Linked DNA regions of Homo sapiens: regions 1, 2, 3 and 4 are each linked to region 5. Evidence: chromatin loops called from intact Hi-C (ENCODE). Cell type or tissue: GM12878. All regions are shown on one strand. Region 1 has its middle 87 kb from the start of KAT6B. Region 2 overlaps ADK (adenosine kinase). Region 3 overlaps ADK (adenosine kinase). Region 4 overlaps ADK (adenosine kinase). Region 5 overlaps ADK (adenosine kinase).

Region 1 (5,000 bases), 150 kb after region 5:
AACAACAAATACTCAAATTCAGGTCTCACAATTGTATCATGAGATATGGGAAGAATGAATTTCAGAGGGGTACAAGGAAAATTTTTGGAGTGATAGATGACTTTGAAGTGATTGTGGTGATGGTTTTATGAGTGTATTCATAAGCCAAAACTTACCAAATCATACACTTAATATATGTGCATTTTATTGTATGTCAATCACATGTTAATGAAGCCATTTTTAAAATTACGTATGTGTTGATCATGTAAAATGGTGCAGCCACTTTGGCAAACAGTTGAGCGGTTCCTCAGAAAGCTAAATGTGGAGTTGCCATCTAACCCAGAAATTCCACCTTTCCATATCGGCTCAGAAGAAATAAAAACATATGTGCATACTCAGAAATAAACTCGTGCATGAATCTCCATAATAGCCTTTTTTTTTTTTGAGACGGAGTCTCACTCTGTCACCCAGGCTAGAGTGAAATGGTGCAATCTCGGCTCACTGCAACCTCCGTCTCCTGGGTTCAAGCAATTCTCCTGCCTCAGTCTCCTGAGTAGCTGGGATTACAGGCATGTGCCACCACACCAGGCTACTTTTGCATTTTTAGTAGAGATGGGGTTTCTCCATGTTGGTCAGGCTGGTCTCGAACTTCTGACCTCAGATGATCCACCCGCTTCAGCCTCCCAAAGTGCTGGGATTACAGGCATGAGCCACCATGTCCGGCCTGAATATTTGCTCATTTTAAACATAGGACAAATGTGGTGGCCAGGCATGGTGGCTCACACCTGTAATCACAGCACTGTGGGAGGCCGAGACAGGTGAATTGCTTGAGCCCAGGAGTTCAAGACCAGCCCAGGCAACATGGTGAAACACTGTCTCTACAAAAAATACAAAAATTAGCCAGATGTGGTGGCATGCGCCTGTAGTCCCAGCTACTCAGGAGGCTGAAGTGGGAGGATCACCTGAGCCCAGGAGGTTGAGGCTGCAGTGAGCTGTGATTGCACCAGTACCCTCCAGACTGGGCAACAGATCAAGACTCTGTCTCAAAAAAAAAAAAAAAAAAATACACACACACACACACACACACACACACACACACACACACACACACAGTGATTTTTTTGATGCCATGCTTTTTTTTTTTTTTTTTTTTTTGAGACGGAGTTTCGCTCTTGTTGCCCAGGCTAGAGATCTCAGCTAACTGCAACCTCTGCCTTCCGGGTTCAAGCAATTGTCCTGCCTCAGCCTCCCTAGTAGCTGGGATTACACGCACCTGCCACCATGCCCAGCTAATTTTTTGTATGTTTAGTAGAGACGGGGTTCACCATGTTGGCCAAGCTGGTCTCGATCTCCTGACCTCGGGCAATCGATCCGCCTCAGCCTCCCAAAGTTCTGGGATTACAGGTGTGAGCCACCATGCCCAGCTGATGCCATGCTTTCTTAAAATATCATGTGTAAAAGCTTTTAAATAGTCTATTTACAGTTGCTAAGTAATATTTAAGTTCTCTAAAGTCAACTTGAATGTACAAATTACTTTCAAGTCTTGGACAGTTTTTGCCTGTGAGGACTTCCCCATAATCACTAAGAACCTCAGCCCTACTCTGCCCTTGACCTCAGAGTTTCCTTGCCCTCTTGTCGGATTGCTGCCTTGAGAAAGTTCAGACAGAAGCAAGCTTTCTAATCAAGTGCCACCTAATGGTGTGTCAAAATTTGGCTGCCTCAAGTCTTAAATGCACAAATGAATTTTACTGAGTTTGAGGCCAGAATCAAGGACTTATGGTTAGAGGCTGAATGCATGATGGCTGTGTGAATTTGGGGCCTGATGGTGTCTGGCAGTTCATTTTTTCCAAAAGGATGGAGCTGTCTTCTATTTCCTCTTAAATGGAAAAAATTGGCCAGGCAAGTTGGCTCATGCCAGTAATCCCAACACTTTGGCTGGAGGATTGCTTGAGCCCAGGAATTCAAGACTAGCCTGGGCAACATAGGGAGACCCCATCTCTACAAAAAATACAAAAATTAGCCAGGCGTGGTGGCATGTGCCTGTATTAGTCCTAGCTCCTTGGGAGGCTGAGGTGGGAGGGTCTCTTGAGCTTGGAAGGAAGAGGTTGCAGTGAGCCGTGATAAGGAAGAGGTTGCAGTGAGCCGTGATTGCACCACTGCACTCCAGATGGGTGACAGAGGGAAATCCTGTCTCAAAAATAAAATAAAAACATAAAGGGAAAAAAATTATCCTAAAATATTCTATATGGAAAACAAAGAGATAAAAGCTCTGACAGGCATAATGGTCCCACAAAGATCCATGTCCCAATCCCTGCAACCTGTAAGTACATTATGTAACATGCAAAAGGGCCATTGCAGATGTAATTAAGGTGACAGTTCTTAAAATACAGAGATTATTCTGGGTGATCCAGTGAGCCCAGTCTAATCATGTGAGCCTTTAAAAGCAGAGAACTTTCTCCTGCAGGAGGCAGGAGAGATAAGGCAGAAGTCAGAGAGATTCAACGCTTGAGAAGGAGTTAGTGAGCCTTTGCTGGCTTTGAAGGTGAAGGGGCAACGTGACCAGGCGCACAGGAAACCTCAAGAGGCTCAAGGCCAACAGAAAGGAAACGGGACCTCAGCCCTAGCACCACAAGGAGCTGAATTTGACCAACAGCCTGAATAAGCTTGTTAGCAGTTTCCTTCCCAGAGCCTCCAGGAAGTAACAAAGCCCTGCTGCCACCTTGATTTCAGCATTTAGAGACCCTAAGGACAGTACCTTGCCAAGCCCACCCACCAGACTTCTGACTACAGAACTGTGAGAGGCCAGGCGCGGTGGCTCACGTCTGTAACCCCCACATTTTGGGAGGACAAAGCGGGGGAGTAACTTGAGGTCAGGAGTTTGAAACCAGCCTGGGCAACCTGTCTCTATTTATAAAAATCGTTTGTGCGTGTAGAACTGTGAGATAATAAATGGGTGCTGTTTTAAGCTACTAAGTTTGTGGCAATCTGTTACACAGCAATAGAAAACTAATATATGAGCTGCTTGCAAGTAGAGACCCCATGTACTTAAAAGGTTCTCAGATAAGTAAGAGGAATGATTCTTAAATTTTAAAGTTGGGGCTGGGCACGGTGGCTCACATCTGTAATTCCAGCACTTTGGAAGGCTGAGGGAGACAGATCACTTGAGCCCAGAGGTTCAAGACCAGCCTGGCCAACATGGCTAAACCCCGTCTCTGCAAAAAATACAAAAATTAGCCAGGCGTGGTGGTGTACACCTGTAACCTCAGCTACTCTGGGGGCTGAGGCAGGAGGATTGGTTGAACCCCAGAGGCAGAGGTCGCAGTGAGCCAAGATTGCACCACTGCACTCCAGCCTGGGCGACAGAGTGAGAACTGGTCTTGAAAAAAAAAAAATTGGAAGACACATTTAGGGATATAAATAAAAACATGATGGGAGGTATTATATTAGATCACAGAATCAGGACTTTGGGGCTCACATGTTGGCCCTGATGTTGCACTCTGCCGTGGACATGGAACTGGCCTGACAGATTCAGCTATAGTTATAGAAATTCAGAAAGACACAAAGGCTGAAGACAAGTGGGAGATATGGAGCTCTTATTTGTGTCGGCTATCTGCAGGTTCTGTGAGACGGGAACAGTAATGGTGCTGTGTTTTGCCCTCAGCTTGCTGTCACTGGAGTTTTCTACCTACCTTGTACAAAGCCAATCCGTTATCCCCTGCCTCGCAGCATCAGTCCAGTCCTGCACTCGCCAGGAGTATCAAACAGCTGGAAGATGAGGGCACACTTTTCCTCCCTGGGAAAAAAGTCAGTCCTTTCAAGAAGTGAACATACAAGGCCGCTGGTCCCCTTTGAGGGGACAGGACCAAAACAAGAAAGTCATGTCTTGTCATCTGGTGTCTTGTTGTGTAAACCTCCATTCTATCCCATTTCCATAAATTCTTTCAAAGGTTTGAGATGTAGGACAACTGGGGCCTTTTCTCAGTTCGAGTCTTCTAGTTTGAACATTATAATTTAATGTGATTGTTAAGGAGTAAGAATGAAACAATTCCAATGCTACATAAAATAGAGAAATAACGGAAAGTTTCCAGTTTACTTCACAAGCTAACATAACCCTTCCACCAAAACCAGATACATGCACACGTGCGCAAACACACACACACACACACACACACACACCTCAAGCCAGACAGCTTAGTCTCACTTAGGCTATTTATATGGAATTTATAAACACACATCCTAAATGGAATACTAGCAAATTTAATTCATTAGTACAATATACTAAAATAATATTTCATACCCAAGCAGAACCTGTTCCAGAAATGCAAGGATGATCAATATTTTAGAAATGATCAATAGTATATATAGACCGTGTCTGTTTTGTACACTAGTATGGTCCTTGTGTCTGGCACAGTGCCTGGCACACAGTAGCATATAAGTATTTGTTGAGTGACTGAATATTACTATTAATAAGCAGTTCGAAAATAAAATAAGAAGAAAAAGATCTGATGCAAGTACAAATTATAGCAAATATACACGTGTTTGTGTGTTATGTATGTATACACACATCATACATATTCCATACATATACATCTATGTATACATGTATATATGTGTATATGTGTATATATGTATGCATATATACATAAATACATATACATGTGTATATGCATACATATGTGTATATACACATGTGTGCATGCATACGTGTATGTATGTGTATATATGCATATGCACATACATGTGTGCATATGTGTGTATATACATATGTACATGCACATATACATGCATGCACACGCATGTATATGTGTGTATATGCACACACACATATTTCACCCAAGAATAAACTTTTAAAAATGTATATAAGATCTGAATGAAGAATAGAGCAAAAGTTTGCCAAGGTACATAACAGAAGATAAATAAATGCGCAACATGTCACATACCTGTGTGAGAAAAGGCAATAATAAAAGATGTCAGTTCTTTTCAAACTAATTAATAAATGAAATGCAGTGTCCATTAAAATC
Region 2 (5,000 bases), 320 kb before region 5:
AGCAACATTTAAAGTGTTTAATAGCCACATGTAACTAGTGAGTAATGTATTGGATATTGTGGATATGGAATCATTCCATTATCATAAAAAGTTTTATAGGCTAGTGCTCCTTGGGGTTTATACCTGTGTGTGGAATTGTTGTGTCACTGGGCTTGCACATGTTGCACTTCAGTAGATGTTGCTGAGTTGTTCTTTCCAGTGGTATCTGAGCATTCCCTTTCTCAATTGTCTTGCTAAGAATTGGTATAAACAGAAATTCTAATTTCTGTTTTGTAGGTGTGAACTGTATCTCATTGTGGTTTTAATTGAATTTTGAAAATATATAGTGAGGCTGAGCCTTTTTTCTTATACATGTGTTTACCTTTTACAGTTCTCATCTTGTGATTGCCTCTTAATGTCCTTTACTCATTTTTTCTTTTGAGATATTTTAAATTACTGATTTGCATGAGTTTTTTTTGTATTTTATGGATACAAATTCTTTGATTATATTTGCCATATATCTGTGCCTAGTATGTGACTTGTCTTTCATTTTGTGGTGTCTTTTGCCTCACACAAGTTTTAAAATGAAATGTAATCACATTATCAATTTTTAAAAATGCTTTATCTTCTTATGCCTTATTTAAGAAATTACTTCCTACTCTAAGGTCAGAGTTTCCCATATGTGCTTTGCAGAGGTAGATCTTTCATCTGGTAGTATGTAATTTTTGTGTATGGTGTGAGGTAGAGTTGGAGACTTGAGTTTTTTTGCATATGGATAACCAATTATCTTTGTATAATTTTCTGAAAACTTCATTGCCTTAATAGTTTTTTGTTTGCATGGGGGTCAATTTCTGGGTTCTAATTCTGTTCCATTGGTCTATTTGTCCCTATACCAATGTTTCAGTTGAATTTTCCTTTTTGTCAAAGTACCTATTTTTTTCTTTATTTTTTGTAGAGACAGGGTCTTGCTTTGTTGGGTAGACTGGTCTTGAACATCAAATGATTCTCCTGCCTTGGCTTTCCAAAGTGCTGGGATTACAGTTGTGAGCAACCACACCTGGCCAAATTTTCTTAAAATGAAAATAACAGTGATAATTTAGGTCCAAGCCCTCTTCCCAAAATTGATTTAGCTGATGATAAGCTATAATATTGGAATTTATAATATAAAATACTACAATTTTTTTTTTTTTTTGAGACGGAGTCTTGCTCTGTCACCAGGCTGGAGTGCAGTGGTACAATCTCAGCTCACTGCAACCTCTGCTTCCTGGGTTCAAGCGATTCCCCTGCTTCAGCCTCCTGAGTAGCTAGGACTACAGGTGCGCACCACCACGCCCAGCTAATTGTTTTTATTTTAGTAGAGACGGGGTTTCACCATGTTGGCCAAGATGGTCTCAATCTCCTGACCTCGTGATCCACCTGCCTTGGCCTCCAAAAGTGCTGGCTGAGATTACAGGCGTGAGCCACCGTGCCTGGCCTAGAAAATGATATTATAACCAGCAGATGTGAACAATAACATTTTTTTCTGTGATGATATTTGAGAAAAGCGCAACTTAATTACAAAAGAGTGAAAAACAATCACTTTATCAAAGTCAGAACTTCTATACACTTTCAAGTGGTGAATTGAGCCTCACTTAAAATCTAATTTTCACTTTTAATGCCATTTGTTTTCTTTTGAGATATAACTGATTCATTTACCACCAATTTTTATAAATTGGATTTGTAGTTTGGCCATTGTATGAAAATATTTTTTTAAAAAAGTATATGGGTCATATGGGTAGTAATCAGGCAAATTGGTTTTAGATTTGCAGTACCTGTTCAATTATCTGAGATTTAGGGGATCTAGGGCATGTGAGTAGAGGTTCTATTAGGTTTATAAAGTGCTTGTGATGATAATATAGGTTAAGGACCAAGTACCTGGGAAAGATCAAGGGCATACTAAATAGTTGTTCCTAAAGTAATGGGACAATTGCAGAGAGAGGGATGAGAGAAGGAGACTTAAGGATGATGTGTTGATGTGTATGTATATATAAATGAGACATAAATGACTTTTGGAAGGATTACTAAAGAAAAACAGCAATAGAAGAAGACTAGCCTATGTCCAGCAGCAAAAGGAAGTAGAAGACAGTGAGTCAGATAGTGACCAGTACAGGACGCTAGGTGGTGCCATTAGTCTTAGACTGCTTATTTGAAGTCTCTGGAGGCTCAGTAACCTCAGAATAGAAAGATCGAAAGGCGGCCGGGCACAGTGGCTCACGCCTGTAATCTCAGCACCTTGGGAGGCCGAGGTGGGTGGATCACGAGGTCAGCAATTCAAGACCAGCCCGGCCAACATGATGAAACCCCGTCTCTACTAAAAATACAAAAATTAGCCTGGCGTGGTGGCGGGCACCTGTAATCCCAGCTACTCAGGAGGCTGAGGCAGAGAATTGCTTGAACCGGGGAAGGAGAGGTTGCTGTGATCGGAGATCGCGCCACTGCACTCCAGCCTGGGTGACAGAGCAGGACTCTGCTTCAAAAAAAAGAAAAAAAGAAGAAAAAAAAAGGCACTGCTTGTATAGTAAATGAGCGAATTGTCTTATTGAGTATAACCCATAGTATATTATAGTTCTTGATATTTTCTTCTCCAGTGATCATTTTGAAAAATTTTCTGGAATTTGCATTGTAAAGAAGTTTGTCCACCAAATAAACTGTGTTTTAAAAGTAATAGTTCATTTCTTTCTAATTTTAAAGGTTGTATATAAAAAGGTATTTTCATTTAAAATTCATATTAAAAAAGATAATTGAAATTTTCATATTGAAATTATATAATCAGAAGGAACTTGGTGTTTTAATAAGCTTTAGTGGCCTTTTCCTAGGTCAATGTACAATTCCACTGAATTTTTTTGAAATACATATCCATGGGTTCCACATTGGTGGATTAAACCGTGGAAAGAAAATATTAGGGAAAAAGAAATTGCCTGTGTACAGAGCATGTACACATTTTTCCTTGTCAATATTCCCTAAACAATATGACAAAAGTTTACATACATTTCCATTGTATTAGATATTGTTAGTAATCTAGAGATGATTTAAAGTTTGGGGAGGATGTATGCAGGTTATATGCAAATACAGTTGACCCTCAAACAGCACAGGTTTGAACTGCATGCACCTACTTATATTAGTTTTTTTCCAGTAAATACAGTTGGCCCTCTATATGGGTTGGTTTGGCATCTACAAGCAAAAATGGATGGAAAATACAGTATTCAAGGAATGTGAAAGTTGTGTATATGGAGAGAAGGGCCAACTTTTTGGATCTATGGGTTCAACAGGGCCAACTGTGGTACTTTAGTATGTGTGCATTTTGGTATCCAAGTTGGGTCCTGGATCCCTCAAAGATACTGAGGAATGACTGTATTGAAGATGATTCCTTGATTCCTGTTACATTTTTTTTTAAGATTCCAGATTGGGAATAATTAAGTGCATTATTTGATTTCTGGAGATGAGTTACACCATTAAATTTTTGTTGATATGTGTATCGTGCAGGTGACAGAAACCCTAACTCATACTGGCTTAAGTAAATGGAAATTATTGGATCACATATCTAAAAAGATGTTGGTATGGCTGATTTTAGGTGAAGCTTGATGCAGAGGTTCAAATAATTTTATTTGGACCCTCTTCACCTCATCTTCTAGAGGTAGGGTACTGCCATCAGCTATTGGCTTATATCCTTATTTGTGTGTGTGTGTGTGTGTGTGTGTGTGTGTGTGTGTGTCTGTCTGTCTGTTTTAGTGGCTCTAAAAACAGGTGTAGGATTATGTCATATTAGGCCTCTTTGGCTTGTTTGGGTTCCATATCTACTCTGCAACTGGAGATAGAGTTAACACTGCTGGAAATTTATGGATTAAGAGTGTTGAAGGGATGATTCCCCAAAGAAAATTTGGATCTTATTAGGGAAATAAAGAATGGTTGTAAAATTGCACTTATTTCTTTAAGGAAGTCATCTTAAAGCTGTTTTTCTTTGCCAGGTATGGTGGCTCACACCTGTAATCCCAGCACTTTGGGAGGCTGTGGTGGGAGGTTCACTTGAAGCCAGGAGTTTGAGACCGCTCTGGGCAGCATAATGAGATCCCATTTCTACAAAATATTTAAAAGTTAGCCAGAGATAGTGGCATGAACCTGTAGTTCTAGCTACCCAGGAGACTGAGGCAGGAGGATTGCTTGAGCCCAGGAGTTCGAGGCTGCAGCTCGATTGCGCCACTGCACTCCAGCCTAAGCAACAGAGCAAGTCACCATATCTTTAAGAAACAGCAACACCCCCCAACACATGAAAAACTTTTTTTTTTTTTTGGCTAAGCTGTTCTTACACTATTGATTTTATTTCACTAGAATTTGTTTTTACTTTAATCTCATTTGTGCTACTTATTAGTTGTGTGACTTCTCAGAGTCCATTTCCTCACTGGCAAAATTGTTGATACAACTATTGATATAGTTATGGTGATGATAAAATAAGATAATGTGTGTGAAATACCTAGCCTAGTGCCTGGCATATATTAGATATTACAGAAATGTTAGTCCACTTGTAAGCATGGTTATTACCCAGACATGTTTGGATTTTATCAGTCTTTGCTATATGTTTTAAATTAGCCTATAATCTGTAAGTATCACAGATGTTGTAGAATGATCAATTTTCAGATTATCAGTTTGATTTATTGATTACCGCTTTCAGTGCTGAAAATGACAGTTGGTAGATATTGTCCAATTCATGACTTGCCAGTATTTTTATCCTAGTACTTAATGTGCAGATTTAGCTTCTGTAAGATTTTTACAATTAATCTATGTGGGGAAATATAAATTATCTTTAAGGAGTAGCAGTAAGTGTAGTGAAATTATGATAAATGGTTTTATTGTTTGGGGAAATAATATCAACTGCTTCATGTGTTTGAAGAATAAAAGGAAGTTGGCAGCAAGGGAGAAAGATGAATGATTAAGTATGGCTTAAACTTGTTTTTTAATTAAAGTGCTTCATTGTTGTACACAATATT
Region 3 (5,000 bases), 92 kb after region 5:
CTGTTGTCCTGCTGTGCTTTGTCACAGCAGGTCTACCTTTTCATTTGGAACCCTCTTTGTCACTGCCATAGTAACAAATGGAAACATTGAGAACATTTTGTGACAGGCACTGTCATTGTTCCCAGTGAAATCTCTTCCCCTGTGTCTTCCCAGTAAATGAAACTGAGAAGAAAAATCATAACAAATAACATGAAAGAGGACCTAATCAATATGTTCCCACTGGGCTGTCAATACCAGCCTGTGTTAATCTAATATGATTTAGTCATATGTTTTATGGCAGCTGTGGGAATATGGACAGGACCTACAAATCATCTTTAGACTGAAAGTGAGTACACCTTTGACAGATTATGTGTAGGCACTTATATACAACTCTCAGATAAAAGACTAGAGACTTCACCCAAGAACCAACATTCTTAGAATTAAAAAAAAAAAAAAACACCTTCATTAAGTATGGTTAAAAGCCACGTATAGATTAGAAGATTTTACTTTGTTGGTTTTTTTTGTTTTGTTTTCGTTTTTGTTTTGAGATGGAGTCTTGCTCTGTCGCCCAGGCTGGAGTGCAGTGACAGAATCTCGGCTCACTACAACCTCTGCCTTTCAGGTTCAAGTGATTCTCCTGCCTCAGCCTCCCAAATAGCTAGAATTACAGGCATCCGCCATCACGCCTGGCTAATTTTTGTATTTTTAGTAGAGATGGAGTTTTGCCATGTTGGCCAGGCTGGTCTCGAACTCCTGACCTCAGGTGATCCACCTGCCTCAGCCTCCCAAAGTGCTGGATTTACAGGTATGAGCCACTGCACCTGGCCAGAATATTTTATTTGGAATGATAATAAAGTAACTGTGCTGACTCATAATACTTTTTTTGGAGGGGGAGATGGGGTCTCACTCTGTCACCTAGGCTGGAGTGCAACAGCACAATCATAGCTCACTGCAGCCTCAAACTCCTGGGCTCAAGCCATCCTCCCACCTCAGTCTCCCGAGTAGCTGGGACTACAGGGTTTTTAAAAAATGTTTTTGTAGAGACAGAGTCTCACTCTGTTACCCAGTCTGGTCTTAAACTCTTGGCCTCAAGCAGTCCTCCTGCCTAGGACTCCCAAAGTGCTGGATTACAATTGATTAAAATGACAATTCATTTGGGATTACAGACATGAGCCACCACCCCCAGCCAGAATACTCTTTATTTTAAAAATCCTCACAACAGCTTCAGCAGAGAAAATGTATTACCCTTAAAAATATTACCTATAATATGCAAATGACTCTGAAAACCACTCAGCAATCACAATGCAAATAATTCTCCTATTTCCCATCTAATAAAAAGGAACACTAATTACATTCTCTAGGCTGGGAGCAGTGGCTCACACCTGTAATCCCAGCACTTTGGGAGGCCAAGGCAGGTGGACAGCTTGAGCTCGGCAGTTCAAGACCAGCCTGGACAACGTGGCAAAACCCCATTTCTACCAAAAATAAAAAAATTAGCTGGGCATGGTGGCATAAGCCTGTGGTTCCAGCTACTCCGGAGGCTGAGGTGGGAGGATTGCTGGAGCCTGGGAGGTCGAAGCTGCAGTGAGCTGTGATTGCACCCCTGCACTCCAGGCTGGGTGACAGAGCAAGACCCTGTCTCAAAAACAAACAAAAAACAATTTCATTCTCTAATTCATGTTTAGAAAAGAACATTGGTTTACAAAAAATTTTTAAAGAGTTTTTTCAGAACAAGGATGCCACTTCCTCTTCATGTGGCACCTATCTATACTTCTGAGAACCATGAAGACTCTCTAATTATCTTCATATTTTCTATCCTCACCTTGTTTCTTTGGTCCCAAACATTTATAGCTTCCTTCCCCATTCTTCTTAATTGCTGCTTCATTGTGCTATGCATAGAAGTGGTGCAGAATTCTTGGGATTTGTTTTTTCTACACTACCCCCTTCCTTTGCTCTCCATCTCAGAAGACTAGAAGACAACTTGGTAAGTGTTGAATATATTGTTTCTCAGACTTCTTCACTCAAAAACCAAAACCTTCATATGACCCACATCTGCTGAGGATTTACTTGATGGTGACCAAGATGACAGCTGCCCACTGCTAAACAACCCAATGTCAACAACTCTTTTTCTTGTCTTTCTGCTCTAATGGGACATCTTCTCTGTTTTATTTCTTGAACAGAAATTTTTCTTAAAACCATCAAATGAACAGTGAAATTGGCTTGGTCATTAGGAATATGAAACAGACCAGGCATGGTGGCTCACACCTGTAATCCCAACACTTTGGGAGGCAGAGGCAGGAGGATCACATGAGGCCGGGATTTCAAGACCAGCCTGCACAGCACAGTGAGACCCCAGTCTCTACAAAAAAAAAAAAAAAAAAAAAAAAAAATAGCCAGGCAGGGTGGCATGTGCCTGTAGTCCCAACTACTCAAGAAGCTGAGGTGGGAGGATAGCTTGAGCCCAAAAGGTTGAGGCTGCAGTGAGCTGAGGTCACGCCACTGCACTACAGTCTGGGCAACAGGGGGAGACCCTGTCTCTACAAAAAAAAAAAAAAAAAGGATATGAAACATTCACCACAGATAGTAGTTCAGGTTCATGCAACAGAAAGCAAGAGAGAGCTATACCCTTGCACAGTGATAGGATGCTTTATTACATGCCACACTAGTGTTATACATCCAGAGTCTTAGTCAAGCTGAAGCTAGACCAGCACCAAATTTCATAAACACTGTCTATGATTATTTGAGCCTTCGTTAGTTAAAAAAATGTAAAGATTATCCTCTCCAGCCATGATTTAAAAAAAGAGAGAGAGAAATCACTTTGTTCATGTGAAATACAGGATGATTTTAGAGTGAAGCCTGTAATTTCTCATCAACGCAAATGTTCCCTCAAAGACCTAATATCCTGAATGGCCTTCATCTAGAAGCAATTGTAAATAGATAATGGAATTGAAAGGAGTTTATCTTCTGGGAATGTGGATAAGACACAGACAGTCTGAACCATGTAGGCTATCAGACTCCAAAGCTCAGATGTGAAACTTAGGTTTCTTATATTTGATGATTATTGAGAAATATTTATTCTAAGAAAATGATGTTGATATGGAAATTTTTATTTAGTTGCAGAGGTCCACAGGAAATGTAGTAAGTAAAATTTCTGAAGTTCATTTTCTTAAACAGAATTGTGACATAACAAAATATATGTGTGTTAGTTCCCTGACCTAGAATATTGGTGAGCCAATTGGAAGTAATTTGAATCCTAAAATTCTCTCAGCTGCTATTAAATGAATCTGGTCAATTTTACCTGTCTGATACATCCAACATGTATCAGTTAGCTTTTACTGCATAACTAACCACTTTCAAAACCTAGTTACCTAAAATAACAACTCATTTATTTAGCTCCACAAATCTGTGGGTTGACAGCTGGGCCTGTGCTTACCTGGACAGTTCCTCTGGCCTTAGAGTGTTGAGAGATTAAGTAATTTGCCCAAGGTCATATTGAAAGCTAAGATTCAAACTCAAAATTTGGCCTCAAAGTTCTTAGCCCTAGCCATTTTGCTATACTCCCTTTTATTACTACAACATCTTAGCTTCCTCTCTAAAGGAGGAGAAATAGCCAAAGTGGTTTTATAAACACTGGTCTGTCGACTGGTACCAGTCTATGACATAAGAGTTTTCATCAGTCAGTATCAAAATGTAAAAAGGCAGGGGCAAGAAAGTAAATTTCCATAAAACTAAATGTATTCAGTTTTAAATCTTGCCCTTCCTACTTTGAGGGAGTTCAGTTTTCTTTCTTTATGAATAATGTTGGTAATAGTGGATTTTTTAAAAATGTTCTTATCTAGCAGAATTAAAGTTTGCCAGCTCTGTGTTTATCCCTAAAATCTTTTGGGCAAGTTTCAATGTTCTGTGAAATCCCAAAGTCTGGGATTCACTGATCAACCATATTTTTTCATAAATTCTACAAAATTATTTGGCCTTTTTTTTTTAATGCCAGTAAAAAATTACTGATGACGTGAATGCCATTCATGTTGGGCTTTTCTAATATCTGGCCCACTTCTTCATATAAAGAAGATGAGTATAGGCCAGGCGCAGGGGCTCACACCTGTAATCCCAGCACTTTGGGAGGCTGAGACAGGTGGATCACTTGAGGTCAGGAGTTCGAGACCAGCCTGACCAACATGATGAAACCCTATCTCTACTAAAATACAAAAATTAGCAAGGTGTGGTGGTGGGTGCCTATAATCCCAGCTACTCAGGCTGAGGCTGGAGAATCGCTTGAACCCAGGAGGCGGAGGTTGCAGTGAGCTGGGATGGCACCACCACACTCTAGCCTGGGCGACACAGCAAGACTCCATCCCAAAAAACAAAATAAAAAGTAAAGAAGACAAGTATAGAACTGTAAGTTCTATACTTACTGTAAACAGATGAGTACAGGCCGGGCACGGTGGCTCACGCCTGTAATCCCAGCACTTTGGGAGGCCAAGACGGGCAGATCACGAGGTCAGGAGATCGAGACCATCCTGGCTAACAAGGTGAAACCCCGTCTCTACTAAAAATACAAAAAAATTAGCTGAGTGTGGTGGCAGACGCCTGTAGTCCCAGCTACTCGGGAGGCTGAGGCAGGAGAATGGCGTGAACCTGGGAGGCAGAGCTTGCAGTGAGCCGAGATCGCACCACTGCACTCCAGCCTGGGCGACAGAGCAAGACTCCATCTCAAGAAAAAAAAAAAAAAAATGATGAGTACAGAGCAATAAGTATAATATGATGTGATTTGTATTTTGTTAAAAATGGTCTTATGTGTGTATGTTGTAGGTATACTTATAAAAGCATATAAAAGTTCCAGGAAGAAACACTCCAAACAGCTAACAGTGGATGTACTGGGAGGTGGCTGAATGAAATAATCACTTTCTACTCTGTATGTCTGAATTTTTTTTTTTTTACAATGTGCCCTTATTGGCTTTGTAATTAGTGTAATCTTTAAATAAATAAAATCACATGTGTGTAGCACTGATGCAGAGCCTAGC
Region 4 (5,000 bases), 170 kb before region 5:
TTCTGTTATCTCATAGCATATTTATATATACAAATAATTTTTGCCTTAAGTAGGAAAGAAACAGCTAAAAGATACATAGGTTATTTTGCTTTTTAAAATTTTAGCAAACTATTCTGTGAATCTTTTGTGTGTTTGGGGCTGTTTGTAGAGGAAAATTTCATCAAGCAACATTTTGGGAACATTGGCCTTTTGTACTCTTTCCTAAATAAACAGAAACTTGTACTCCCCAAAATAAAATGTTTCTTTGTATATTGTTACCTGCAAGTTATTGATAATGGAAGGAACACCTTTTCAATCCTTAGTCCCCTTTCCCCCAACACAGCTTTTAGATTGTCGATAAACTTCCCAGCTCAGTAATTAACTGAGCTCAGTCATTGCACCCTGTATCATGTGATTTTTTTTTCCAGTGGAATACATTATTAGAGCACTTACACAGCCAGTCTAGCTGCAGCAGCCCAGGCGGCAACAGCAGTGCCATTTTTCACAAAGAAAATGTTGAACAGGAGCCAAATGTTTGGTGGCAGTCTGTTGCTAGGAAATCAAGGTCCTGAGGCGATTAATGACAAAGCAAGCAATAACAAGAAGGCAGAATTACAGATTTAAAAGAGAAAAAAGTGGTTGGTGTTATAATTACCCAAAGAAATCCGCACTCATTAAATTGGCTGTTTTTATGATTGACTTTAATTGGAGGTTAGCTCAGATATTTAGCTCCTTTCCCACCCCTTTAAACACACACAGGCACATAATCTGTAGAACTGCAGACTTGTTTTTCTAAGCATTGAGAGGAGCTTGCCCTGTAATTTGATCCCCACTGACAGATGCATTTTCTATGCTGCCATTTTGAATTAACCTATTGTAGAACAATTTTCTTCAGCCCTGTTGAATAAAACATCCAGTCTGATTACCTCCGATGGATTTGATAGAGTAAAAGAATGTACTTCTCATTGAAGTAGATTGTTTGCATGGACTCTACTGATTGTGAACTCTGCCAGTAAGCACAATCATTTGTAATAAATTTTCAAAGAAATTTGTGAGGAAAAGGTAATGAGAGTCACCCTTTTATAGTTTAATGTTTGGCACCTCCATCAAAATAATATAATTCTTATAAGACAGTGTTATTTTTCCAGTAAGCTTTTCACGTGGTTTTAGAAAAAATTTCTGAATCTTCATTTGGACTATTCATATATTTAGGAATAGAGTCTTGTATTTACACTCTAAAATGACCATTCTTCCTCCCCAACAACAGTATTTTAGTGCAAGACTCAATATGCAAAGCACTCTATTGCAAAAATATTTTTGGTATGTACAATATTTAAAGTGATTTTAAGATTGGCCTATTTCAGTCTTTGAAGTATTTCCCCCCCCCAAAAATCCCTTATTTAAATTTTTTAGGGTGTGATAAAGCATATTACTAGAAAAGCATCAATCGGTCTTTCAGGTACAATACCAGAGGAACCATCACAGTTTATTTACCTTTCAGAAGCTTTAAAAATAAAGTTACATGATGCCTCTGCTCTCCAGATTTCTAATCAAACCCTGGAACAAAAGAGCCAAGCACATTCTATCTGACAATGCACACACTGCTAATCAGATGCCAATGCCAAGCTGTCTGCTTTGTTAAATACTTAGCTTCCTAGAGGCAGGAAGACAGCTGCTATAAGTATGATGAAATTTTGTAGTTCAATCTATTTTTGCTACCCTTGGGCTACCAAGATACTGTTAATTTAGACCACCCCAATTGGTACATTTTAGGGAGTTTTTTAAAGAGTTTGTAATTAAAATGATAAAACATCGTTATTACATTGAAGACCTTCTGTAAGTTTTACATTTGGCAGATACCTACTGAGATAACCCCAGCATGTAATTTACAATGATGTAATGGTTGTAATTGCATTTTAGAAAAAAAGAACTATAGGAGGCAAGTGCTTCCATTAGAAGAGTTTTTAAATCTGCTTCTGTTTCATTTAAATCTACTTCTATCCCCAAATTACTTACTTATAATTGACTAGAGCAGCTATAAACCTTAAGATGCTATCTGAATATTTTTAAAAAGTTATCACCCCAGACACTGCCACCAGGGGGAGGAAGCTAAAATCTTAAAGTTCTTAACTGATGATGATACTGCCAGTAGGTAGATTATATTGCTTAGCCCTACATAGTTAACTACTTCCTCCAGATAATACCGCCTTTTGGGACATGATTCTCACAACCTGTAATATGTGATACCTGTAGACTTAGCACACTATTAATTGTAAATAAAATGGAAACTTTCGTACTCTGGTGGTTGGGGTCAGGAAGGGGAAAGAGGAAGTACAAATAAGCAACCTGGACATTTTTATTGTTTTTCTCTTATCTGTTAGTCTACTTGAAGAGCTATCCTTGAAAGTGAGTGCTTTAGATCTATGAAACTGGGCAGCTATCATAGCACATCTATTAAGATCTAATAATCACATAATTAATGTAGCAAAATGAATAGACTGTAAGGTAGTTTTCTATTTTTTGTTACTACACTGTGGTTTTGTTTTTAATAAATAGTTTTGGCTTTATTTTAAACAATTAAAAATTCAAAATATTTTTATGACCAAAGCTTGTAGGTTCTATCCCTGGAAAATATTTTATAAATGCAGAAAATAGTTGCTTAGGATTGGAATCCAACTCTGTTTACCATGAACAACTTAAAAGTTGATCTCATAATCTTGCATGTTGTGGAATAATACCACGAAAAAGTTAATTAAAGAATTTAGATGTTTGTTCTCCTGTCTAGAACTCAATAACTTTTAAGTAGTAACTCTCCCTACAGTTTAACTGTTAAACAGTAACTCTTCTGACAGTTTTAGGTTTTATTCTGTGAAGACTCATGATTTTTAATTTTTGCATCTTAATTTTTCAGTTATTTCAGGTATTGAAATTACAAACGACGGGAAAGAAAAGTGGTTGACTAAAAAGGGGATACAAAAGGCAATTTTTAGGGCGATGTACTGTTCTGTATGGTACTGTGGTGGTGGATACATGATACTATGCATTTGTTAAAGCCCAAAGAACTGTACATCACAAAGGGTTAATTTTAATGTATGCAGGTTTTTTAAATGTTAGGGATTTCAGGATAGAATGCAAGCTGTAACAAATGAATCTAATTGTATTACAAATGTATGGCATAACTTCACTGAATGGGTGGGGGAAAAGGAGCTGACCTAAGTAACTTTGGAAAATGGTGTTTTGATTGGACAATGTAAAGCTAAAGACTAAGGAACACTATAGAAACACTCTATTCTAGTTGGTAAATTTGTTTCTCATAACGGTATGGGTGAACAGTTCTGAACCTCTTTACATGTATCCTGGGGTTGAACAAATAAGTAAATGGATGATGAATGGTGGAAGCTAGGTTTCTCACTGTCAGGAAGGGATGTTACAGATAAATAAACAAGAGGGGAGAGCCAGAATGAAACCTGTGGTACTGGATTAGAGTTGGAGATATAAGTATTTACTCATGTTTAGCTTAATATATGCAGATGGATAGATGCAGAAATAATTATAGATGCATGTGTATATGTGGATTAGTATACATGCATATGTTTCCTAGCTGTGTTTACTGAGAAGGCCTAGAAGCAGTGATATCCCAGTAGCCACAAACACATCTAACGCTCACATCCTGGTTTGTAAATCCTATTCTCCAATAAAAGGATCCAGGACTCCTTTTAAATATGACTGATTCTGGGGCTGGTGATGGGAAAATACAACATAAGCATGGAATATCTTGTAGTGCCAGAAGGCAAGAGATTTCTTAAAAATAATAAAGATTAAGCATGCCAAAAGGGACACATGAGCCAATGTGAAAGAACTCCGAGTGGCCGTAGCTGGAATAATTAGAGCAACAAAATAAAACATGTAGCATTGGATTAAGGATAAATTATTGAGTAAATATACATGAGTTCACAGTGTTATGTATAAATTGTATAAATAAGTAAATGGAGGAGAAGAGATAAATCTCCCTGACAGAAGAATTCCAAATAACATATTGCCCCCTCCAGAAGGGGGATCCTACTTCCCTTCTCCTTGAGAGTATGAGCTGGATTGAGTGAGTCATATCCAAAAATTGAGTTTGGAAGACAGCGAAATACTGACTTGACTATTTCCATTGGAGAAAGCTGGTAAACAACTATGTTAACTAAGTGATCAAGGTTAACATCACAAATGGGAAGTCATGCTGATGTGAAGAGGTGGAAACTTCATCTCTCTGATATTCTTTCCCTAAACCTGTAGCCTCAATCTAATCATTAGGAAAACATCAGACAAATCCCAACTGATGGACATTCTACCACATAAGTTGAGCATTCCTGAAAACTGTCAAGGTTGTGAACAATGAAGAAAGACTATGAACATCTCACTGACAAGAAGAGACTACAGAGTCATGACAACTAAATGTTACATAGTTTCCTGGATCAGGTCCAGAATAGAAATAGGATATTAGTGTAAAAACTGGTGAAATCTAAATAAAGTCTTGACTTTAGTCAATAATCCACCAACATTGGTTTCTTGGTTTGGCCAAATGTACCACAGTAATGTAAGATGCTAAGATAGTGACATTAGAACAAATTGGATGAGGGGTACATAGGAAGTCTGTATATTAAACTTGCAATTTTTCTGTATATCTAAGTTCCCAAATATAAAATAAATTTATTTGAGGTTGATCAATGGGCTGACTATATTGACAAGATACTGATAGGTTACATGTTGAAGAAAACATACAATATAAAATAGAGAAAAAGTCAGTTCCATCCCTTCCCACTCCCCCTTTACCTACCTGCTCCCCAGTACTCATCATTGTGATTTAGTCAGAACAGGGTTTAGTGCCAGAGGTCAGGGTGACTGAGGGTGGAGGAGTTGTGAGCAATGGGTTCATGGCTGTCACAATAATGCTGTGGCAATTCTATGGTTTCCCAGCTGGGAGTTAGGAGTGGGGAGGGGGCTGCAGCCTGATGACAGCCAGCTGAAGGAAGAGC
Region 5 (5,000 bases):
GCATGTCTCAAATTCCTGGACACAAGCAATCCTCCCACCTCAGCCTCCCAAAATGTTGGGATTACAGGCATGAGCCACTGCACCTGGCCACTTTGAAGTTTTTATTAACATAATTTGAATGTGAAATTACCTGAGTTTTTCTTGTTAACCTCATGTATAAAATGTGGGATAGGGAATCCAGGCACTGCTTACTTAGCTTGGTGCCTCTGGCTCTCATAAGACTTTTAATAAAGGTGTCAACCAGGTTTGTAGTCATCTTGCTGCTCAGCTAGGGGAGGATCTTCTTCCAAGCCCACTCATGTCCGGTCACAGCCCTCAGATCCTCACTGGTTATTGATCATGCACCACTCCATAGTCCTCACAACATTGCAACTTATTTCTCCTAGAGCGAGGGCTCAGAGAGAGAAGGCTTGTGATCAAGAAGATGAACAAAACATACCATCACTTTTGTCATATATTTGTTAAAGCAAGTCACTAGGTCTAGAGCACATTCAAGGGGAGGAGAATGTACAAGGATTTGAATACCAGGTTCAAGGATCATTGAAAACCATTTTGAAGACTGCCTCCTACACATATAATCCACAGATGGGACAGATCATTAAAGTACTCTAGGTGCTCTGACACTCATTTGTTTATCCTGAGATCTTAACAAGAACTTGAATTCAATAGGCAAAATGATTTCAGTTTCACATAAAGTATTTCATTTATTCCTAGCAACAATGCAACGAAATAGGTATGGTTAACCCCAATGTTATTGATGAAGAAATTGATGTACTGAGTGACTGGCTCAAGATTACATAGCAAATAATTTGTAAAACTGGGACCTTAGTGTAGGCCTTTTGATTCTAGACCCTGTACTCTTTCCATTGGCTATAATTGCTTCCTACCAGTACTATGTTGCACTTAAAGCCATTCAAGGAGAATATTATACCTCTAAATTTATATACAATTATATGAATTTTTATTATACAGAGATTTTTATACATATATGTAGAGAAAGACAGACACCCCCCTGTCTTAATCTCTAACCTATACCACTCCGTTTAGGAGTTATAGTATTATTGAGTCAAAGTCTAATATCATTATAAGGCCTGTAACAGCTGTAGCAATGACACACATGTACACAGATGCTAGCAGCCTAAAACTACACTTAGGAGGTAAATGTTTGTTGCATGGAGAGATGAAGAAGCAAAGTAAGAAAACAGACCTGGTCTGGTGGCTCCATTCCCCCTTGGCTTGTCAGTATACAGAAATCATTGTGTTTCTATATAACTAGTAACAAATAATTGGAATTGCAGTGAGTATGGGCAAGTTATGGTTTTAGTTTAATATTGATTATAGATAATTCTACTTTATAAGTAAGAACTTGTGTTATCAGATGAAATATAGAGAAAGTTTTCTCCTCCATAGTTGTCTTTCATATACGCAAACATGCACTTGAGTTTCTTTCCTTTCCTGCATAATCTGAGGATTGTGCTTTTTAATAGTGGCTTGCTGATCCCTTTAAATAGCTCTTAATGTAAGTATTCCATAGTTTTCATTAATCTGATTAACATAGTTTTTCCCTAACCTCCATTCAAAAACTATATTTGGTTGTTGTTTTACCCTGGTTGCTGAAGCAGCAAGCCTACTGCAAAACCTAAGTGGTGTGGTATAGATGAGAGTCTAAGACTTTAATTATATGTCATTTTATTCACAACACTCAATTCCAGGAAGGAAAAAATGGGTCTGTTTTTGTAAAGGACATATTATGTGAGTATCATTCATTGTAAACCAAAAATGATACTGTATTATAGCATAGACAACAATGAGAACTGATTCTGAAAATGTGACCTGACTGAGAAACTGAGTAATAGTGAAAGTTATCAAAATGGAAAAAAAGCGTTAATGTGAAATCCAGCCTTCTCAGAAATACTCTTTCCTGGCCTGTTTAGTTTTGCTTTTGTTGCTTGTCATGCATGAATGAAAGTGCTGTACTCTCAGGGGAGCAGGAAAGCCTCTGTGTCGGTTGTTTATTTCCTTAATCCCTCCTCCTTTGTGATTTTTGATGTCAGATCTAAAATGGAAAGCCTGTAAATATAATGATTATCACACGGATAATCACCTGCATTAGGAACCGCCCTGCTTTTCTATTCTAACCCGAGCTGTTCTCCACATGTCACATCCACTCTGTGGTTGGATTTTAACCTGACTGCTTCATTAGATTTGTGAAACTCAGTACGAGGCGCCCTGGGGCAGCACAGATGGGGACTTGCTTGTTTTCTTTTCTCACTTTTACTGCAAAGGCACACTAAAAAGTCCTTTTCAATTTAGTGCGATCAGTTCACTTGGAATTATCTCTGATATTTGGAACCTGTCTTGCTCTTCTGCCCACCAACTATGCCTATTCTTTCTTCCTTACTTTCTGACCTAATGTCTTTTCTTTCTGCCTCTGCATGTCATGAATCTGACAACTAAAATTCTGCTTACAATTCTTACTGGGTCAAACTGTTCCCCCGTGTTGTTTTGTTTGTTTTGCTGACAGGGAAAAATAAATGTTGTTCCATCATTGTACCTACAAACACCTTCAGATCAGAGGTTAGCTGTGGGAAAGTCTGCAGTGATATGAGCCAGCTGCCTTCTCTAATGGAGTGACTTGGGGCACCAGTCCAAGATCAGAGGAAGGTGGGAGGAAGTCAGAAGATAAGATCATTTTAAGCCACAGAACAACAAGCTTAGCTTTTCTAGTGATAGGGCACAGCTCAGCAAACCTGTGTGAGGGGGCACTAAGACAAAAAATTGAGTTGACTTTTTTTAAGTACATCTTTCCTCAGTCAGAAATATGTTGATGCTTGAAATAGTTTACAGACATGGAAGTGTCCTAGGGCCTGGTTTCCTTAAAAGATAATGATTTGACATTTATATATGTGTCTTCTTGCAGTTAGTCAGCTCCATACCATAACAGATCACAGTTAATTTTTAAAAATAATTTTTTTGGGCTGGGCATAGTAACTCATACCTGTAATCCCAGAACTTTGGAAGGCCAAGGCAGGTGGATCACCTGAGGTCAGGAGTTCGAGACCAGCCTGATCAATATGGTGAAACCCCCATCTCTGCTAAAAATACAAAATTAGCTGGGCATGGTGGCACACACCTGTAGTTCCAGCTACTCGGGAGGCTGAGGCAGGAGAATACCTTTAACCCAGGAGGCGGAGGTTGCAATGAGCTGAGATCGCACCACTGCACTCCAGCCAGGGCTACAAGAGCAAAGCTCTGTCTCAAAAAAAAAAAAAAATATATATGTATATATATACACACACACATATTTATATACACATATATATACATATACACACACATAAATTTTTTACAGTTAATTTCTTATATTTGAGCAAAACTGGACATTAAAAAAATTTTACTGTATGTGAATTTTGAGCATTTATGGCTTAGTGCAATTTTAGTCCTACACATTCTTCCTTTGAACTTTGTCTTACAGTCCCCTGGGGTTCTCTCATGTCTCTGATGAAGTTCCATATAAATAAGTGGTTCTAGTATAGCTTTTTTGTTGTCTTTTTCATATAAGAATTTGCTTGGTTCAGAGTGACAGCTTGGGAAGCACTACATCAATAGCTTTTGAACCTTTTCCTATTCCTTGATATCACCGCCAGCAAATGTTACTGACTATGTGATGTACAAAGTTCTAACCTTGCTTGCACAAATTGACCAGTTGTCAAGATCAATATTTATTTGCTTATTTTTGTCTACATGAACTAAGGGTAACTTGGTCAGGCTTATGTTTCTCTAGTAAATAGCGTAAGGAGTTGTACTTTCAACTTAACACTTCCTGTTGACTTCAGTGTTTAGCTGTAATCATACATTTTGACCTTTCTAAATCCTCAAAATGGTTCTCTAACCTATATGTTATTAGTACATTGGACCATAGGTGCATACATGTATTTTTTTCCCAATGTTTTCCCAAATTTCTGCTGAAGACACTGACTGTACTTTCTGCCTTACATGGCTTGATGCTACAGTCGTTTTAGTTGAGTTGGATCTGCTCACTACTCAGGCTCAAATCCCATCCTTCTATTAATATCTCTTGGCAAAGATAATTTTGGAAGAATGTGAGTTAAGATGTAGAGACTCTTGACAGTTGTCTGCAGTTTTTTTTTTTTTTCATTTTCAAGAGGGAAGTAGAGTTGAAAAGTAATATTGCCTCCCTTTTCTATCTGTCCTAAAATTAAAGTATAAGCACAAAGAGTGAAGAAAGGGAAAGGATTTGATTACACATATGTATTTTTGTCATTTAGTAACCTGTTATAAGAGCCTTAGGGTATATAATAATCATTAGATTGTGTCCTTAAGATATTTAAAATCTAGAAGAACTTTGCATATTAAAATTTTTTAACCATACATATTTTTAATGCTCAACTGTTTTTACCCTGTCATCTTATATTAAAGAGGATTTTTGGACTGTTTATTATAAAAAATTTCAAACAAAAAAGGAGACATTGGACCCCTACATAGCACATACATCTAGATTTAACACTTGTTAACATTTTGCCACTTTTGCTTCATTTTAATTTTTTTCTGCAGTATTCTAAAATAAATTACATATATCATGACATTTCATTTCTAAATACCTCAGGATTCATCTTAAGAATTAAGGACTTTTAAAATCAAACTGATAATTCCTAATATTACCTAATTTTCATTTCAGATTCAAATTTCTCCCCTTGTCCCAAAAATGTCTTTTATAGCTGGTTTGTATAAACCAATTAAGGTTTATACATTGTTCTTGGTCATTTTCCCTTTTCTACTTTACATTACATTGACTTGTTAAAAACATTAAGCTAGTTGTCCTACAGAATGTCCTACCCTATGAATGTTTTCAGTTGCTTTCTCTGTGTATACTTTAACTTGTTCCCCTATCCTCTGTATTTCTTATAGACTGCAAGTTACTGGACTAAAGTTTTGATTAATTCATATTAAAGTATTTAGGTTAGAATACTTTATAGGTG

Evidence for each region. Hi-C counts contacts between places; a loop is a spot of excess contacts. Peaks named below come from ENCODE experiments on the same cell type or tissue, not always from the same donor. Only the 100,000 strongest peaks of a DNase experiment are listed, where the experiment ranks them.
Region 1: it touches region 5 in a loop (6-fold over the local background); 5 of 110 quality-filtered maps call a loop at or near these places.
Region 2: a loop joins it to region 5, with 4 times the contacts of the local background. A loop is called at or near these places in 4 of 110 quality-filtered maps.
Region 3: a loop joins it to region 5, with 4 times the contacts of the local background. A loop is called at or near these places in 2 of 110 quality-filtered maps.
Region 4: it touches region 5 in a loop (2.0-fold over the local background); 4 of 110 quality-filtered maps call a loop at or near these places.

The regions. Positions count from the first base shown.
Region 1 is chr10:74,736,628-74,741,627 of GRCh38, forward strand. No RefSeq gene overlaps it. Among named protein-coding and RNA genes, the nearest start is that of KAT6B, 87 kb to the right of the region's middle. RefSeq lists an enhancer at 2,694-2,783. In GM12878, CTCF peaks have their summits at 1,673 (motif pointing left) and 2,439; DNase peaks (open chromatin) are centred at 1,624 and 2,594; H3K4me3 peaks cover 297 bases; H3K27ac peaks cover 1,966 bases.
Region 2 is chr10:74,264,064-74,269,063 of GRCh38, forward strand. All of the region lies in intron 3 of ADK (adenosine kinase), which reads left to right. Among named protein-coding and RNA genes, the nearest start is that of ADK, 120 kb to the left of the region's middle. In GM12878, a CTCF peak has its summit at 2,140 (motif pointing right); a DNase peak (open chromatin) is centred at 2,138.
Region 3 is chr10:74,675,624-74,680,623 of GRCh38, forward strand. All of the region lies in intron 10 of ADK (adenosine kinase), which reads left to right. Among named protein-coding and RNA genes, the nearest start is that of KAT6B, 150 kb to the right of the region's middle. In GM12878, no CTCF peak of the experiment used is centred here; a DNase peak (open chromatin) is centred at 2,568; H3K4me3 peaks cover 367 bases; H3K27ac peaks cover 2,863 bases.
Region 4 is chr10:74,417,966-74,422,965 of GRCh38, forward strand. All of the region lies in intron 6 of ADK (adenosine kinase), which reads left to right. Among named protein-coding and RNA genes, the nearest start is that of ADK-AS1, 110 kb to the right of the region's middle. RefSeq lists an enhancer at 42-1,277. In GM12878, a CTCF peak has its summit at 2,083 (motif pointing right); a DNase peak (open chromatin) is centred at 2,246.
Region 5 is chr10:74,583,596-74,588,595 of GRCh38, forward strand. The region is part of intron 7 of ADK (adenosine kinase); the gene reads left to right. Among named protein-coding and RNA genes, the nearest start is that of ADK-AS1, 57 kb to the left of the region's middle. RefSeq lists an enhancer at 1,929-2,098. In GM12878, no CTCF peak of the experiment used is centred here; DNase peaks (open chromatin) are centred at 1,926 and 2,616; H3K4me3 peaks cover 1,387 bases; H3K27ac peaks cover 2,985 bases.